2 separate regions of the Mus musculus genome follow, and region 1 is linked to region 2. The links are chromatin loops, found by intact Hi-C in ENCODE. Cell type or tissue: left cerebral cortex. All regions are shown on one strand. Each heading gives the region's core, and the rest is flanking DNA. Links, peaks and the distances in the headings are about the cores only.

Evidence for each region. Peaks named below come from ENCODE experiments on the same cell type or tissue, not always from the same donor. Only the 100,000 strongest peaks of a DNase experiment are listed, where the experiment ranks them.
Region 1: it touches region 2 in a loop (2.5-fold over the local background); 2 of 42 quality-filtered maps call a loop at or near these places.

What each region holds. Positions count from the first base shown.
Region 1 is chr1:166,357,786-166,362,498 of GRCm38, reverse strand. No RefSeq gene overlaps it. Among named protein-coding and RNA genes, the nearest start is that of Tada1, 19 kb to the left of the region's middle. In left cerebral cortex, for the core only: a CTCF peak has its summit at 2,136 (motif pointing right); a DNase peak (open chromatin) is centred at 2,143.
Region 2 is chr1:166,207,346-166,212,058 of GRCm38, reverse strand. The region is part of intron 8 of Mael (maelstrom spermatogenic transposon silencer); the gene reads left to right. Among named protein-coding and RNA genes, the nearest start is that of Mael, 29 kb to the left of the region's middle. In left cerebral cortex, for the core only: no CTCF peak of the experiment used is centred there; a DNase peak (open chromatin) is centred at 2,459.

The sequences.
Region 1 (4,713 bases), core at 1,198-3,697, 150 kb before region 2:
ATCCAACTATCAAACTCAAGTTTCCAGGCTTGTAATTTATCCATGGAGCCATCTTGCCCACCTAAGTCATGATGCTTTCACACATTATTAATTAGTAATATTAAACCAGTCTTAGTCTGCACTCCTATGAGATGATAGACTCAAGAGTGTGTGTATGATTATTTTTTTAAGGACACTGTGCTGGTTGGACTTTTGTCAACTTACATCAAACCTAGAGATGTCTAGAAAGAGAAACCTCCATTGAAAAATGTCTGCATCAGATTGCCTATAGGCATATCTGTACGACATTTTCTTGATTAATGATTGATATAGGAGGGAGGTCCCAGCCTGTCGTGGATAGTGCCACTCCTGGGCAGGTGCTTCTGGGGGGGATATAAGAAAGCAGACTGAGCAATCCATGAGGAGCAAGGCTTTAAGCAGCATTTCTCCATGGTTTCTGCTTCAGTTCCTGTAGGGGGCACAGAAAAAGTGTGAGCACAGTCTGTAATGTTAAGCACACAGGGTTGTTCCTCCAAGGGAAGGAAAGCAAAACCTGTTATCCACACAGAAGGCCAGGAACAGACATGTTTACTACCCTAGTGACCTAGGCTCTACTGTGTGGCTAGAGACTCTTCCAGCACCGGACCTTCCCCAGACCCTTTGCATAAATTTGTTTTTCTCGGTAAATCTGTCGAACCTGCCTTGATGGATTTTACAAAGAGTTTCAATGTAGTCCTGTCTGATCTGTATTTAGTTTACTTTGCTCCTTAAAGAAATGTATGTATGTGTATATTTTGTTGTGGACACAGGATTGAGTTAATTATCAGCAGAATAAATTTTTTTTTTTTTACCAAATTTATGCTGTGCTTAAATGTGCCTAAAATAAATTAGGGGTCAAACTTTCCTGCTAGCCCAAGGGTAATGGACCAGTGAGCATGGGCTGATGTCTCCAAAACTGTGAGACAAAAATCATATTTGGCTTTTAAGTATGAGGTGTTTGGTGCAGTATCAGAAAGCTGATTAATACACAAATTGTAAGCACAGACCCTTTGGTCTCCCTAGACAAATTCTGTGAAGTCAATCTCAAAAGCATCTTTCTGTCCTGCTTCTCACTATGGGAGCCTGGCAGCCAGCACCTCCTTGGTCCTACCTGGGAGTAAAAACACCACCATCTGCAGTGAAGCTGAGCAGATGGCTTCAGGAGCTCCAGGGAAAGGGAAAGTTGTCCCTGGATGTGATAATGAATGATATTTATGAGACCTTTAAAAAACCTGTTTCAAGTGTGCGTTATTAAACTGCACCTGTTGGGAAAGAGCCCTTTCCTGCCTCTGCAACCTTTGCAGCGAGCTAAAACTGGAATCTGGAGGAAGCAGTAAACACTGTGAGCATTGCTTACCATGTGGCTGGGAGCTACAAGGTGCTACACGTGCCCTGTGTGGTGATGGCCACTCATTCAGAAGGCATTTGGCACTGTGGCAGGGGCTTGGGGGATGTCCCAAGCTTTCAAACTGGCACGGGAATTGCTCGTAATGTGGGGAGACTCTGCTGGAAGCAGAATGAGCTTCTAAAATCACCTCCCAGAGAAGAAAAAAACAAAACAAAACAAAAACAAAAACAAAACAAACAAACAAACAAAAAACCAAAAAAACCCTTGTTGGCCTAGAAAAATGAATCGCTATCTGGTGTTCCCAAGGAAAATCTGACCTTGGGGAAGAAACCTGGGAAATGAGGTTTACAAGATTTGGTCAAGGCTCATTGGCCAAAATCGGGGTGGGGGTGGGGCAGTTTGCTGCCTGGAGTCACAGCTGTGATTACCCCGACCAGCGTTACCATCCACCTGCTCCTGAGTTTACTGTGTCCTTGGGAGCTGGGATTGCCCCAGAACAGGAGTCAGTCTTACATCTCGCATTGCCTTACTGCATGATTTGTTTTTTTTTTAATTGGGTTGCTTCTATACAGAGGTCTTCTGCGATGTTTATTATATTGTCTGCCAAAAAGAAAAAGCTGTCCTGAGGCAGGAGTTAGGAGGTTAGCAGGTATTTCCTAAAAGGACTGGCAGAGACAAACCGTTTCCTGGTCCACAGTCCAGTGCTGGATAAACAGGAGACTTCAGGCACACGGCTCCGACTAGGCTAGCTGCTCGGCGGCCACCAGGGGGCGATGCTTCCTCACCTTTGCTCCAGGCTGTTCAGCCGCTAGCCAGAATCATAGCTCTCAGAAGCCAAATGGCTCCAAGGGCCACCAGGCGTCTCAGCTGAGACTCTAGGAAGCCCTGGCCTTTGGACACATCAGACAATCCAAAGATGATTTTTTTTTTTTTAGTCTTTCCAAAAGTAACATTTCTAAACTTGTACTCAAAACTGAATTCTGCAGGAAGAAATCAAACAATTATTTGTATTTGGGAACAACCTGGAATCGGCTTTAGTCAGCTGAGTGATGAAGACAGGGGAGGCCTTACATATGTTGTCCCTCATGGTGGTGGGAAATAGCAGAAACCTTTGAGAGGGCTCCTTCTCACCAGGCCCATGAATAATGATAACAGGTACTGAATGCCTACCTAAAGCCCGAGCCATGCATTGCTCCCGTTAACCCAAACTGTACCACACTGGATTTAAATTCTGTTCTCTTATGTTCCATCACGTTTAGTTGCCCAGGGTTACAGAATGACTGACAGACACAAGGTGGGGTGTCGCGCCTGCTCTCGACCAGCAAGAACGATGCGACCACCAGTCCTTCTAACAGCAGTTTATTCAGTCTTCATCTTTCTTCTTTCTCTTCATCAGTACCGTTCCCCAGCTGAAGAGTTCTGAATCCACGCCAGATCCTTCTCAACAGTCTGTTTTACGGGAACCTTTATTAACCGCTCCTTCCCAGTGATGCAGTTCTGAATCCTCCCTGTAGCAGGGGGTCTTCGCTCATGCCTGAAGATGTTTCTTTTCCCGGGTTTCAGCACCAACTGTCGCGCGCGCCCCCAACAGGCCAGGAAGAACGACGCTGCTACAGGATCCTTCTGCACACGTTTATTCAGTCCTGTTTCTTCTTTCTCTATATATCTCCCTTGTTTATATCTCCCCTGTTTATATCTCCCTTGTTTTTATATCTCCCCTGCTTATATCTCCCTTGTTTATATCTCCCAATAATAACAATCCTCTCTAGAATAACAATCCTCCCTCTAACCCGGGCCTCTCACTCTTTTATACTCTCAGTTCCCATCCACACACAGCAGGCCACGCCACCTCACCAGGCACGCAGCTTCAGCTAATCAGGGCAGCAGGGGCAAATCTCCACCAAATTGGATTCACCTGTATCCTGGTACACCTGCGCAGCACTCAAGATGTTTGTGTCTTGTGTGAGGAAGTCAGGTGCAAGTCATATGACTTAGCTGCAGTCCCTGGCGCCTTTGGGACTGCCGCCACACCCGCTCCCCACAATTCCCCCTTTTTTCTTTTTTGGCAGAGAGAATGTCTGTAGATAGCCCCCAGCAGCCATGCCCCTTACCCGTCCTTGGGTGACAAACAGCATTGGTTTGATCCCTGTCTTAGGTTGGTGACATGCCCAGGGAGTCTTATCACTGACTACCTCTTAATCATGCCAAGCCACTCCTGGGGAGATTGTGTTTTGCTTGTGGCAGGTGCATCAAAAGGCCAGGATGTTGATTAATCTATGGCCAGATCTTAATTGCTGCAAGCAAGCCTCATGGGTGAAGGTAGAGGTCTGATCCCCAGTGTGCAAGCATAGGGGCCCTACACAAAACCATCCCTTAGGCTCATCACCCAGAGAGGTCTTGGCCAGCTCCCGTGTCATTTTTCCTGAGGGAAGGGAACTAGGACACTGAACCTTCATGCAATCAGACATGCCTTCCACAGGATGCCAACAGCAAGCTATCCTCTGTGCAGTGCTTAGCCTCGCACCCCACGGCATAACGCAGCATAATTTCTTTTAGAGCGGCAAACCGAATCTGAGGAGATTGTCCCGCCTCCACTGCAGCAAAAGCCTATGCTACCATGGCGAAAGTGCGGGCCGCACACTCTGCACCTAACACATGTGCCAAACACAAAACACACACACACTATAACAAGCATACATCCCAGGGCTCTCATCCCCGCTCATCTTCCCTGAAGCAAGGGATAGATGGCCAGAGGGGCTATATCTTTAAGGGAAATTCAGGGATCAAAAAGGCATGGAAAAATGTGAACGTCATGTCGAGCTGGTATCGGCTTCTGGAACACTGAAAGGATCTCCCATCTTGGCTCCATCGTTTGTGCTTGTGGGACCATCCACCACATCCACAGGGGCAACTGGATCAGGAGCCTCATTCTTGCAGCGTCTCACCAACCTCTCCAGCACCCAAAGAGGTTCCGTCTGGTCCTGTGGAAACACACAAACAGACCCTCTCGCCCACATCAACACCTGATCTGGTCGATCCTCTCCAAATCTCCGGACAGAAGGTCCACCTACAGGTGGCTGCTGAGGAGGCATAGGGAGGAGGCGCAGAAGCTAATTCGCCTTCCTCCTCCGCCTCAGCTCTTTTATTTTGTCCTTTCTGTCCACCTGATAACACTGTGTCTCCTTTCTTTTTCCTTTTTCTTTTTAAGCCCTTTTCCTCTTCTGACATACTTTCTTGTTGCTCTGTAAGGATTTTCTGACCTGTCTTGACTGCCTCTACACACAATTTCAAACAGTAACAGAGTCCATATATCAGAACAAACAAGACCAAAACTATCAGACCTACCC
Region 2 (4,713 bases), core at 1,136-3,635:
TAGACTGGGCTGGCATTTTTTGTTCTCTTAGGGTCTGTATGACATCTGCCCAGGATCTTCTGGCTTTCATAGTCTCTGGGGAGAAGTCAGGTGTAATTCTGATTGGTCTGCCTTTATATGTTACTTGACCCTTTTCCCTTACTGCTTTTAATATTCTTTCTTTGTTTTGTGTATTTGGTGTTTTGATTATTATGTGACAGGAGAAATTTCTTTTCTGGTCCAAACTATTTGGAGTTCTGTAGGTTTCTTATGTTTTCATGGGCATCTCTTTCTTTAGATTGGGGAAGTTTTCTTCTATAATTTTGTTGAAGATATTTCCTGGCCCTTTAAGTTGGAAATCTTCCTTCTCATCTATACCTATTATCCTTAGGTTTGGTCTTTCATTGTGTCCTGGATTTCCTGGATGTTTTGAGTTAGGATCTTTTTGCATTTTGCATTTTCTTTGATTGTTGTGTCCATGTTTCCTATGGAATCTTCTGCACCTGAGAGTCTCTCGTCCATGTCTTGTATTCTGTTGGTGATGCTTACATCTATGGCTCCTGACTTCTTTCCTAGGTTTTCTATCTCCAGAGTTGTCTCCCTTTGGGCCTTCTTTATTATTTCTACTTCCATTTTTAGATCCTGGATGGTTTTGTTCAATTCCATCACCCGTTTAGCAGTGTTTTCCTGTAATTCTTTAAGGAATTTTTGTGCTTCCTCTTTAAGTACTTCTACCTGTTTAGCAGTGTTCTCCTTTATTTCTTTAAGTGTGTTATTAATGTCCTTAAAATCCTCTACCAGTATCATATGATTTTAAATCCAAACCTTGCTTTTCGGGTGTGTTGTGGTATCCAGGACTTGCTGTGGTGGGAATACTGGGTTCCAATGATACCAAGTGGTCTTGGTTTCTGTTAGTAAGATTCTTACACTTGCCATTAGCCATTTGGTAATCTCTGGTGTTAGATGTTCTAACTGTCTCTGGCTGGAGCTTGTTCCTCCTGTGATTCTGTTAGCCTCTGTCAGCACTCCTGGGAGTCCAACTCTCTCCTGAGTTCCAGGGGTCAGAGCACTCTCTGCAGACAAGCTCTCCTCTGGCAGGGAAGGTGCACAGAGGTCTGGAACTCAGCTCCACCTCCTGGCTGAAGATGAAGGCCTGAAGGGATCCTGTCCAAGAAGTTCTGTTGTTTCTAAAGCAGCCCATGCACTCTCCTGTACAGACTGGTCTCTGAGAGACCCGAGATACAAGAAGTTATAGTCTTTATAATAGAAGAAATACAGTGATAAGTTCAATTAGTAAATACAGGTTGAACAATATTTAAAGTAGCTTTACTGTAAGACATTTTTGGAGGAGGCCTGTGTTATAGGGTTGGTTCAGAGAAACTAATGACATTTTATCGCAGCCAGCTTAGTGAGGAAGCTGTAACCATGTGCCTATACCTGTCACTGAGCACATCAAAAGTAATAAAATTTTGATGGAGTTTAGAGCTAATAAACTATAGAAGCTAGTTATAAACTGCTAATGTAGGTCAAGAGGACTAATTTTAAACACTGCTCTAAAGTTCCTACTAAAAGAGTTAGTAGCTAGTGGCTGATAACATATTATCTTAAAGTCTAGGAAAAATGGGTACATTTTAAATTAATGTAGTTTAGTAATTAATAAGGTAGTAAGGGGCATACTATTTTAGAGGCTCAAATGTTTAAATTTTAATAACTGTCTTGTTCTAATGTTTCTTGTCAAATTGTCTTTTGGTTAATATACAAAGTCTGTGGCCTGCAGCACAGCCATTATTTAATCAGCAAATACTGACTCAGACATAGTGACACAAACTTCTAACCCCAGTAAGCAGAGTCAGAGGCAGGAGGATTGTTACAAGTGCAAAGCTATCCTAATCTATATAGGGAGTTCAGGCCAGCCAGAACCCCATCAAAACAAAACAAAATTTACTGCATATCTTTCTTGCACATAGCAAAATTCATGTACCTCTACCTTCCTGAAGCTAACATAGGAAAGATACATGCAATAGGTAATTTTAAGAAAATTAACATTTTAGTTGTAATAAATGCTAAAGCAATCAACTGATAAGTGTGGAAAGGGAGACTATAAAATGAACGGTCAAGAGGACTATTTAATTGTAATATGAAAGTAAGAGATGAAGCAGAAGGAAGAATAAACGAAGAGAACCTTGTTAGAAACAGTAATTTTACCAAGTATGAAAGAAAACTGATTAGCTGCCTAAGGCTTTTACAGATGCATTGAAAGGAGATAAAAGGAAGGCGTGAAGCCTATGATTATTGGATGAGCTGGCATTAGATGACTTGGGACTAGGATGGTGACAGTAGAGACAGGAGTAAGTGGTTTTAGATTAGTAACAAGCAGTAGACCTTGCTTACAATCTAGGGAGAGAAAATGGAAGCTGAGTGACAAAGCATGAAGAGCCGAGTTTAGAATATTGTGGGAGCCCTGGTGAAGCATCTGATGAGCCACAGTGTGGATGAGATCACTTACAGACTGAGAAGAAGACTCAGTGCCGAACCTTTATTAATAGCTCTGCCATTACTATAACAAAGCTTGGGCAGCGCTGTGGGTTTGGATATGTCAGCACCTCAGCCTACAGTTGCTACGTTACACAAATGAGTCATGTCAGTGTCCGTGATGGAGACTGGTAAGGTGAAGAGTGAAACCGTGTTACATGCAGTAACTAACTTCACAGTCCACCATGAGCTGTTTCTTCACTTTTGTTCCTTGGTTTATTTCATTGTTTGGGAATATAAGTTCTATGGCATTTTTGGTGCTGCAGACTTTCTTTGAATGTCTGGTTCTCCTTAATTATGTTTATATTTAGAAATGAGGCTTCAAAACCAAGTAAATGGCCCACTTTGTTTAGTGAGAACTACCAACTAGTCAGGCTTTGCAGAAGCAGAAACCAACAAAAGGGTTTGGTAAGTTGGAAGCAGAATCCTAAATTTAAGAGCAGTCCGCTTATTCCCTTGCATGGTGTTAGAGAATGACAGATCTTTGAACAGAAATTCAGTCTCCTAACCTCCAGGCATCCCTTTCTTAGTTTATTTGTCTGTGTACATGTATGCTGTGGAAAGTTCTGATAGGCAGATCTTCAGGTAGCTCTTTCCCTGCCTACTCTGTGGGTCACAAAGGCAGTGACTTGAGATACCATTCCTCATTTATTCCTATACTGTTATTAAGCTGTTATATAGAAGCTTGTTGTTTTTCTTTGCTGTGTGCATCTAGTTGACTGTGATTTTCAAATGACTTTGGGGACAAGAAATAAATGTATGCATGTATTTAATTCTCCAGCTTAAAGCCTTGGCAATAGTAGTTTTAAGAAACGAGGTTTTATAGTGTGACATCACTTTAGAATTTCATCCTTAGTTCAATTAAATAAGCTTTCTTTATTTAATAAAAATTTGAGCAGATCTTGTATAATAAGACACTAGGTTCTGTGAGTAATGTGGTCAAGCGTGACATAATCTTAATCTCAGTCTCCTTCCCAATAACAGCAGTGAGATGAGTGGCCATACGAGACTCTTACCTAGAGGGACTGCTAAGAAACCTTAAAAAGCTGTCAAAGAATGATGTTTGATCAGACTAGAGACAAAGTTGATTTCAAATTACGTCACTGTAAGGGTTTTAAAACCGTGAAATACTTCATGGGGTATTTTGTCTGATTTATTTTTTTTAAACAGAATTTCTGTGGGCAGTGATATAGGCTAAATAGAGGACGTTTCCATTAGAAAGCAGGCTCAGCAGTGATTCTGGAATAAGGATGTACACGGACTGTAAGGCCAGTGAGTGAGTCTCACTAGACCATAGAGAACTGTAGGATGATGCGAATTCTGATAGTTTTCCTTGGAAGGAAGAGTATATTCTGACATAGGGGCAGAAGCAGTCATCAGGACTTTAAGAAGGGGTGTAAATAACTTTATGCTGTGTATATGTGGTGAGGCAGCATCAGGAGCTTAAAAAATACACAGTAGGTAAATTGAAACCAGTGTACGAGGGGCTAGAGATGGCGTATAGTGCTCTTCCAGAGGATCAGAGTTCAGTTCCCAGAACCCATGTTGGGCGCCTCACACTACCTGTAACTGTAATCCCAGAGAGTCTACCCTCTGTGCTCCATAGGCACCTACACTCCCTTACATGGGTACACACATAATTAACATTTTTTTAATAGCACAAACTAGATCTGGTTTCTGATGGCAATAGTACTGGGTACTTTTTCTTTTAACTCCAAGAGACTCAAGTTTTTAGAAGTTTTGTTATGGTTTAGTGGAAAAAGATTAATAAGTGAGTAGAAATAGATTAAACAGCACCACTTTAAGTAGTGTCTTAGTCAGGCTTCTATTCCTGCACAAACATCATGACCAAGAAGCAAGTTGGGGAGGAAAGGGTTTATCCAGCTTACTTTTCCATACTACTGAATATACTACTGAAGTCAGGACTGGAACTCAAGCAGGACAGGAAGCAGGAACTGATGCAGAGGCCATGGAGGGATGTTACTTACTGGCTTGCTTGAGTTCTAGTCCTGAGTTCCTTTGGTGATGAACAGTGGTTTGAAGGTATAAGCTAAATAAACCCTTTCCTTCCCAACTTGCTTCTTGGTCATGATGCAGGAATAGAAACCCTGACTAAGACAGTAGGGTAGCCATAGATTTAGAAACATTTTTGTTTGGGGGTTTGAGGTTTTAAGTTTTTGTATATTATTTAATACTTGAATA